3 separate regions of the Homo sapiens genome follow, and all the other regions are linked to region 3. A link is a contact called in ENCODE Hi-C or POLR2A ChIA-PET data. All regions are on one chromosome and are shown on one strand. Each heading gives the region's core, a stretch centred on a gene start or an enhancer-like site at or near the end of the contact. The rest is flanking DNA. Distances are from core to core; before and after follow the strand shown.

Region 1 (2,809 bases), core at 197-2,696, 160 kb after region 3:
AAAGCCCCACTAATGCAGTGGACTCAGCAGCGGGCTCATTGCTAATTTTAGGAAGTCACACAGGTTTAGTGCTTGCTTCCAGCGGAAAAGCCTTAAAAGCCCAAAGGGTGACTGTCCTCCAGTGTTTTTTGAAACAACCAACACTTGATATATAAAGGTTAACTGAGGAAAAAATTAATTTCTGCGTTTTCTGCAATGAACTAGGAGCAATGGATTGAAAATATTTGGCCAAATAATTTTTATAAGCATAACAAAATTCCATTTTTCTGGACCAAACCTCATCAGCCCAACTAGGAAAGACGATGCTGGAGCTTTAGGAGGCAATCAAAGGCTCATTTTATTTGATAGGTAACATCTGATACAGAAGCATTTCCCGCCCTGGGCCCTGGATCTACTCAGTGCCTACCTGCTGGAGAAAATCAAAGATAAAGACCCAGATCACTGGGATGCCAAGGACACAGCTAGCTGGACACTATTTGAAGTCTATGTGCTCAAGTATTGCTTTTTTTCCCTCTTTATGTAACGTTAACGTGTATTTATTCATTCAGCTAACTCTAGCTGTTCCTTACTTAAGGTTAAGTGGTTGTGAAACCACAGACACTGTAGAATCAGAAGCTGTTGTTTTAAACTCTTGGCCAAGTAGCAGTGCCTTGTAGCTTGCCTTTGCCGAGCTCCAGGGGCAGCTGAGGGTGGGCTGTCTGACCATCTGGAGATTTCAGTGTGCTCCATCCATCTCATGCCAACCTGACTTGCCAGAATTAGGGTCACTGTGCTCTGAGACACTTTGAGATGATGCTCAAGGGAGCTGTGCTCTGCAGCCTCCTGGGTCCCTTCTGCAGGTGCACTTGCTTTTTCAATCTGATGCTATTTTTCTTACCCTCTGTAGGCACTCACACGCAGAACTATTATTACTTGCTTGTTACTGCATGTTGCTGATTCATACTCATAGGAAAAAGTAATTTTATCTTCAACACCTCTTCCTTGTCATTTAAGACATATGTTAATGAAAGACAGATTTTGGCATCCACTTTTCTCTGTAGCTTTGAGGCCACAATATAGATTCATTATAAATGAAGATGCAACTGTTATTTTACTTCTATTTATATTTATAACTACACCAAAGCCATCTTGCGGGTACCTTTGCGCCTCTCAAATCCCCAACCATATTCCAAGAAACCGTATTCCAAGAAATGCTCAACATTTCATGCCTGAATTGGTATTAATGTGGCATTAATGTACATACAATGTTTTAAATAACGATGTTTTCACTCATATTTTATTATGGACACCTCCTGATTTCACATATTTTACATTACCCTAGAGCTGAATCCTTTTGAAGACATTTTAAGGGTTTTTTTTCCCCACTGCAGTACAGAATGCTTTTTTTCTTTAAGCGAGGAGTATGCAAGTGAGAGTGCTCTGCGAGGAGGGATGCCAAGTGGAAGGCTGAAGCCTGAGGGGGTGGGGCGAGTGCAGAACTAGGCAGAAGCAGAATGCTGAAAAGAACTGATTGAAAGCTTTTTGCTTTGTCATTCCTCTCAGTTCCTTTCCTTCTCTTCTTTTCCAATTTGTAATTGTGGACAAGTGTAACCTACTTATTTGCTAGAATGATTGGATCTAGAATGAGCCATAACCTTGAAGGTCGTCTGAAACAAACTCCTCTCCACTGCTATCGTTTTCTGCTTGACTCAGAAAGCTCTTTCTTCCCTGGTGCCTTTCCCAGCAGCATTTGGGCCCATCCATTACAAGAGCAGCAAGTAGAGGTTTTGGAATCAGAGAGTTCTGGGTCCGAGTTGTGACTCTGCTACTTACTAGATGTGGTATCCTGAGCAAGTTACCCAACATCTCTTCTGTAAATGGTTATCATCAAAATGAATTCCTAGGAGTTTGAGGATTAAATAATGTGTATAGTATACACAAAATCTAGCATTCAGAGCTAAATTAAGAGTAGCTAAGCAGTTCAATAGGAACTAGGACCCATGCTTCCTGTTTGACTCTGAGGCAACACTTTTTTCCATGGAAAGATACTGTCTTTCTTACAATGTCTCATAAAACCTTTGAAAAAGTCACTGTTGCTGGAATACTGTGTGTACTGCCTTGTAGATTAATAACAATACCTCACATATATTTAATGCTCTAGAATTGACAATGCACTTTCACAAGCGGGGAAAATACCCACGCCAACACTAAGTCTCCTGATGACTAACAGAGGCAGGAAGCAGGAGGAGCAGAGGCTTTGAAAGAGGTCGATTAGTGATGCAAATGTGAAGTTATCTGCACTTGTGAGGAGCATAACAAACATCAAAACCAATTAGAAGTAACAATGTGTGATCTATTCAGGCTTCAGGACTTTGATGAGTTGGAAGTTTTGGGGTTTAACAATCCAGATGGTTCTGATAGCTTTAAGTTTTGCCTCCAAGAGGGCAGCTATCTGCATATGGGTGAATTTTCACGTACAAGCTAGAGTACAGCAACGACTTAGAATCACACACGGGTAGAAACCGGGACGTGTTCACAATTTGTAGACAAAGCATATGGAATCGAGAGAGGCAAAGCAAATAAGTTCTCAGAAGTCAATGTTAAATGGGTGTTTCAATACAGGCAAATGTGTCATACCGAATGCAAAACTTTTAATAATAGAAACTGTTATCTTGACTTTCTCACAACCTTCGGAAACAGTTCCTCATGTGTGAGAATTTTTACATTTGGACGATGCTCAAAAGTGAATTTTTAGAAATGGAGAAAAAAATGAAGGGTGCATTTAAACAATATATTCCATTGTTTCTGTACTGTAAGAAGATGAAAGAAT
Region 2 (2,837 bases), core at 262-2,761, 210 kb before region 3:
TAAATAAAGGCCAACATCTGGCCTTTATTTGTTTATGAAATGAAATATTTAATATGCTGTTTCTACTTTCTTTTCTATCCAGCTCTTAATAAAGCATGTATTTAGAAATAGAGTCCAAAATTAAACGTTAACCCCAGTAAATGTTTTAGATTTTTATAATCAAAGTCATCACAACTTCGTTAGTAATGTGACTTCTTATGGCATATTTTGTTTTTACACATTGAAGCCCTAGATCATTCTAAATAATGTTGGGTTGCAAATTCCATAATCCATAATGAGCTATTAGAAAAAAGTCAGTTTCAAGTTGTTGCTAACGTAAGAGTTCTTAATTTCTTGACATTCTTTTACATAGAAGAAAATTTAAATGTTGGTGAAACCTTTGTTGAATGTTTTATTTATGTTGATTATTAATATTACTCTTATAGGGCCATAGGATGCTTAAGCTAACATTAAATTTTTATTTACTAAGGAATGTGATTTCTATGTGTTCACAGAATAAAGACAATGACACTCTTAAGGATCTGCTGAAAGCAAACGTTGAAAAGCCTGTAAAGATGCTTATCTATAGCAGCAAAACATTGGAACTGCGAGAGACCTCAGTCACACCAAGTAACCTGTGGGGCGGCCAGGGCTTATTGGGAGTGAGCATTCGTTTCTGCAGCTTTGATGGGGCAAATGAAAATGTTTGGCATGTGCTGGTACGTATCAACTGTGAACTGTTACTGGAGGTTCATGAAGCAGTGTGGAAAGATGTTTTAACAATGGTTGTTTCTGGCTTAATAAGATTGTAAGGATATTATTAATAGGCAATTTTTGCCAAAAATCAGCGTTCATTGCTTTTTAAGTATGGATCAATTTTTTTTTAAGTTGAGGAAGAGAAGCAAATGTACAAGTTTAAGAACTTTTTCTAATGATTTATTCATTATAAGATGTGTTAGAGTAGATAGCTACAAAAATATTTTAAATATTTGTTAAATATTATGTAATTTTTATGCTCAGAAGTTTAAAATATATTCTGTAGTTTCTGACATCTGACACATCTCTAGCAAGACAGAAGTATACAGATTTAAAAAATCAACATAATTAAAAATTGGACTATAAACCTTGGAAGATTATTTTATATATATTAATTTTAGGGTGTGTGTTTATGTCATTCTAGGAGGTGGAATCAAATTCTCCTGCAGCACTGGCAGGTCTTAGACCACACAGTGATTATATAATTGGAGCAGATACAGTCATGAATGAGGTAATTCGTGTGTTTATTCATAGTGAGAACTATATAAAATTTTCTCATTGAGGTTTGAGTTGAGAAAGATATTTGCATGCTTTGCATTTAGAGTTAAAATTTCAGTCTTTGCTGATCAAAAATAACTTAAGCCTCAGGGTGTTAAATGGAACATCTGGTAGGTGTCTTATTAGGTATAGCTGTGAGGAAAAACACATACTGTGCGGCAATTGCACAGATTTTATGTGTAATATACAGAAATCTTTGCATACCTGAAGTCTAAATCAAATTCTCATTTTCAATTGTTCATTGATTTCATTTTCTCTTCCCCTTTTTGTTCAGTGACAGCATTAGCTCAGCTATATTACATCCTTTTCCTTGTCTCTTAGCTAGCGGAAGTATACATTGCTAAATCAAAAATGAGAGAAAAGGCTGGGCACAGTGGCTCATGCCCATAATCTCAGCACTTTGGGAGGCCGAGATGGGAGAATTACTTGAGCTCAGGAGTTCGAGACCAGTCTGGGCAGCATAGTGAGACCTTGTCTCTACAACAAATACAAAAATTAGCCAGGCATGGTGGTGCATGCCTATAGTCCCAGCTACCTGGGAGGCTGAGGTGGAAGGATCACTTGAGCCTGAGAGGTTGAGGCTGCAGTGAGGCAAAATCATGCCACTGCACTCTAGCCCAGGCAACAGTTAGAGAGACCCTGTCTCAAAAAAAGAAGAAAAAAAAAAGAGTGAGAAATGAGGTGCCCAGACAACCAGGTCTTAATAATGGGAAGTAAAAGCAGAATATGTAGAACTCGGGTGTAAAAGAATTGTACTAAGAGTGCCAACTAGATCTTAAGGAACTGGCCATAAAGCCTTGTATGTAGTAAGTAGGCTTTGCTTGAATTAATATATTGAATTAAACCTGCTTGTGATTTTTATGTCTGGGGCAGGGCCCAGAATCTGTATTTTTTTCTTAGATTTCTCAGGTGATTCTGATAGCCAGGTTTGAGACACACTGTTCCAAAGTATGGTAACGTGAAACATTTTCTCCTGTGACACTTTTGCAGTCTGAAGATCTATTCAGCCTTATCGAAACACATGAAGCAAAACCATTGAAACTGTATGTGTACAACACAGACACTGATAACTGTCGAGAAGTGATTATTACACCAAATTCTGCATGGGGTGGAGAAGGCAGGTAAGGTCATTTTTTAGACTAAGTTATGACTGCTTAAACATACCAGTCAGATATGTTGCAGACATTGATTGTTTTTATTTTGAAAGAAATTACTGGTTTATTTTAAGACTCCTCTTAAAAAAAAGGGAAGAGCTAGTCTAGAATATTGAAACCAATTTTTTTAAAGTACATATCTAGGGAACATAGTATATATACTATAGTCCTTTTCTTTACTAACCTAAGAGCTAACAGCATTTCTTTTTAATTGAGAAATTATTGCGCATAAGCCATAATTATAGAAAAGCCTAGAATTTGGAAACATTCCACATGTTTTCAAAAGTTCTAATCCCATGCTGGGAAAAGGATAACTTAGTTGCTGCAGGCAGGAAAAGCTTCCGTTTGCTCACAGTATCTTTACCCACACTACCTGAGATTCTCCAGCTG
Region 3 (3,146 bases), core at 510-3,009:
GATTCCTACATAAATCGAAGCTCTTGATTTCTTTAAAACATTCACTAGACGGTTGAACTTCCAGACATTTGAAAATGTGCCTATCTCCTCGTGTGCGACAACTAGGAGTGAACAGCCCGTCTACCAATTGCGGATGAATACCGCTAAGCTTTTTCCAGACTAAAGAGCGTTAAAAGACATTCCATGCACATTTATTCATTCCCCATAAATGTGTTTTCTCCCAAATTTCATTTTATGTTGTATACTTAGATACAGCAAGTTGAAATTTTAGTCAAAAGCACGCCGGTGCCTTACAAGCTGTGTAACTGCTACATCTGGTGGCAGCCCACTTGCTTGCAAGAAGCCAGAAAACTTAGAAAACAATTGTAACCGATTTGGTGCGTGTTTGCAATAACCTTTACGCAGATATTTCCCACAAAACCCACGACCCTGTCACAGAAGAACAGTAGCCTACTTGCAGCAGAGAATATAACGCACAAACACGCAGGAAGCAACGGCGAAGGAGAGAAAGTTGCAACCATCTGGAGGGGCGGTTTTAAAAGCCTGCCCACGAGTCAGTCTGTCGTTTAAATTGCTCTAGGGGGCCACACAGGGGATCAAAGTCTGCCCAGATAATTTCAGCGTCTCTCCCCAAAGGAGAAACCCAGCAAGCGAGGGGCATCCTCCAGGTCCCGGGCAGCAAAGCTCGCAAAGTGGGGACCGCCTCTATGGGAGGAGTGCGCGGGAGAAGGGGAGGGGGCTCGAGGACGAAGGCTCCAGCGGGAGGGAAAACCCACCAGAGACCGGAGGCCAGGAGGTTAAGAGTACTGAGTGTACTGGCAAATGGAGCAGAAAGGGGCTCGCGTCTGGGGGGAGGCTTCCCACCCTCGCAGGACTGGCTCCCAGGAACCCCAGGCGAGTCTATGCGCCTCGCCCCGTCCCCACCAGCGCGCACCCCCTCGTCCGTCTCCTCCGCCACCCGCGAACCACCATCCACAGCCAGGGCACTACCTCCCCAGAGCCGGGGAGCCGGGCGGCCTCGCGTCCACCTCGCCACCATCCCCCACCCCAGGGTCTGGCGGAGAAGCCCCGGGGCGGGGGGGGCGGGGGGGGGGCGCGGGGGTCCGCGGCGCGGGAGAGGAGGCCCGCGAGCGGGCGCGGGCGCGGCGGTGCTTACCTTCCCTGGGCCTCCCGGATGGCGGCGTGTGATTCAGCAGGGACCTGGCCGCCGCCGCCGAGCCCGGGGTTGGAGACGTGGAGAGCTGGGACCAAGATGGCGGCCCCTCCAAACTTCCACTGCTACTTTGGACACTCATCAAGCTACTTTCTGGGAACCCGACTCCCCCCCTGCGACGGCAGCGGCGGCAACGGCACCGGCACCCGCCTCCGTCATGGCGGGGGCCGCGCTGAGGGCGAGCGAGAGAGCGAGGGCTGGGAGGGGAGAGTCAAGGGGATGGGGGAGGAAACCGAGAAGAGGGGAGGTGGGGAGGAAAGAGGTGAGGGAAGGAGAGGGGACAGGGAGGAGGGAAAGGGGGAGAAGCGAGGGAGCGAGCGGGCGCGCCAGAGGAGAGGAGGAGGAAAGGAGCGCGGCGGCGGAGGCGTCGAGGGGGTGCCAGCCGGGCCGGGGTCGGAGCGCGGGCGGAGCGCGGGCTGCGCCGGCCGAGGACACTTCCGCGGGCGGAACCTGCCGGCACCTCTGCAGTGCGTCGGCCCCCGGCGTCGCCCGGGAGGCGGCGGCGGCGGGCTGTGGGTGGCGGCTGAGGCGGTGGGGTAACCTCTGCATCAGTTACAGGCGGCGGCGGCGTCACGCGCCGCCTGTGCAAACACTATCGCGAGGCTCCTGCGCCTCCGGTAGCGGCGGCGGCGGCGGCGGCGGCAGCGGCGGCCGCGGGAGCAGGCTTGGGGGAGGGACCTGCCAGGGGCTGGGGGGTGGGGGCATGGGGAAGGAGCGAGCGCGCGAGGGAAGAGACTAGAGCGCCGGGGCGCCCCTGCCGCACCCGCGGATCGCCGCGCGGCGCGGGAGCCCGGGGTTGCCGGACTCGCGTGCGCGGGGGCAGCGTCCCCGCGCCGGCCGGAGGGAGGCGCGCCCCCGCCGCGCCGCTCGGGCTCCAGCGCCGCTGCCACCTGACTCCCCCTGTCTCCCGCGGAAGCGCGCCTCTCTCCTGACCCACACCCAACACGGGGAGAAATGCTGCTGCTCTCGCTCAGCTGCCGCTTCTCGGGAGTTCAATGTGATCGTTTCTCAAAATGGAACTGAAAAGTTGAGAGTTCCTTCTTTCTTGCCCCTCTGTACTGTGCAGAAAAACGTATGTGCGCCTCCCCGTCTGCAGAATGGGAATAATGACCGAATAAAAGAGCTATGAAAATAAACATGGGTAGTGGGAGAGTTGGGAAATAAAACTTTCTCGTGTTTTCTAAAAAAGAGTGAAGAATCTTTAATGAGGAAATTGAAAATTACCAGTTTTGTAGACTGTATGGTATAGCAATTCTTTGTTTTAAAACAGTAAGTGGAAAATCTAAATGAAAAATGTGATTACTGAATCACATATTTAGGAAAACTATACAGCGTTCATCTTGCAGAAGGTATGGTTTCTAGAAACTTATAATTTGTTTCTAGTGTCTCCGCTGAGTCCCGACTACAAAAATCCCAAAATAAATAACAGCATTTGCTAAAATTTATAGATAGAGTGTAGCTTTCTACAGACCCACACAAGTATACTCACACCAGGGATTGGGCTTCTTGTACATAAAAGAGCACTCTAGTTCAGGAAAAGTACAACAAGGTTATTTCTCTCTTTAGAAAACCAAATTGAATAGAGCACTAAAAAGATTATGATATAGCGCTACTGCACAGACAAGAGGAAATGGCATGATTACCAGGGGGACAAAAATGTCGTTTCTATTTTTTATTTTTATGACTTCGCATTTCTCATAGTAATGTTTTGTTCAGATAAACTATCATACTAGAAAAGAACCTTGATTGTCAGTTATCTCCAGAAGTAATTGTAGTTGCCTTGTGCTTTAGATACTTCAGTGAGTTTTTAGTCTTGTCTGCTTTTCAAACTTAAGAGGGACATCTCACAAACAACTTTATTGAGGTATAATTGACAAAATAAACTGCACATATTTAAAGTGTACAATTATTGGCCAGGTGCGGTGGCTCACGC

What was found. A loop is a pair of places that touch in the nucleus more often than their neighbours do. ChIA-PET counts read pairs that join two places held with the same protein, here RNA polymerase II (POLR2A). Pooled maps may share reads with other maps.
Region 1: a map of dorsolateral prefrontal cortex shows a loop between it and region 3 (12-fold over the local background). The contact joins the enhancer-like site here to the promoter of TLK1 in region 3. A Hi-C loop is called at or near these places in 15 of 168 maps with a recorded cell type or tissue (B cell, CD4-positive, alpha-beta T cell, CD4-positive, alpha-beta memory T cell and 8 more), 37 of 37 single-sample maps with no recorded cell type and 20 of 50 pooled maps. POLR2A ChIA-PET finds 5 or more read pairs at or near these places in 18 of 52 experiments (A673, B cell, CD4-positive, alpha-beta T cell and 13 more).
Region 2: a loop to region 3 is called in a map of endometrial microvascular endothelial cells, with 6 times the contacts of the local background. The contact joins the enhancer-like site here to the promoter of TLK1 in region 3. A Hi-C loop is called at or near these places in 3 of 168 maps with a recorded cell type or tissue (astrocyte of the cerebellum, endometrial microvascular endothelial cells and thyroid gland) and 2 of 50 pooled maps. POLR2A ChIA-PET finds 5 or more read pairs at or near these places in 4 of 52 experiments (A673, WTC11, activated CD4-positive, alpha-beta T cell and 1 more).

What each region holds. Positions count from the first base shown.
Region 1 is chr2:171,317,090-171,319,898 of GRCh38, forward strand. METTL8 (methyltransferase 8, tRNA N3-cytidine) reads right to left here. Exons shown (of 10, transcript NM_001321154.2): 10 at 1-2,809. Among named protein-coding and RNA genes, the nearest start is that of METTL8, 120 kb to the right of the region's middle. RefSeq lists enhancers at 696-755, 1,483-1,582, 2,061-2,809 and a silencer at 1,271-1,473. Within about 2 kb of position 1,447, at least 7 of the 41 ENCODE cell types and tissues checked have a DNase peak (open chromatin) inside an H3K27ac peak, as active enhancers do; they include A673, B cell, GM12878 and 2 more, where a contact is called at or near this core.
Region 2 is chr2:170,949,045-170,951,881 of GRCh38, forward strand. GORASP2 (golgi reassembly stacking protein 2) reads left to right here. Exons shown (of 10, transcript NM_015530.5): 3 at 495-698; 4 at 1,160-1,246; 5 at 2,284-2,414. Among named protein-coding and RNA genes, the nearest start is that of GORASP2, 21 kb to the left of the region's middle. Within about 2 kb of position 1,512, at least 3 of the 41 ENCODE cell types and tissues checked have a DNase peak (open chromatin) inside an H3K27ac peak, as active enhancers do.
Region 3 is chr2:171,159,134-171,162,279 of GRCh38, forward strand. TLK1 (tousled like kinase 1) reads right to left here and starts at 1,760. Exons shown (of 21, transcript NM_012290.5): 1 at 1,157-1,760. The coding sequence starts at 1,295. RefSeq lists silencers at 931-1,170, 1,441-2,160, 2,291-2,350 and an enhancer at 932-1,576.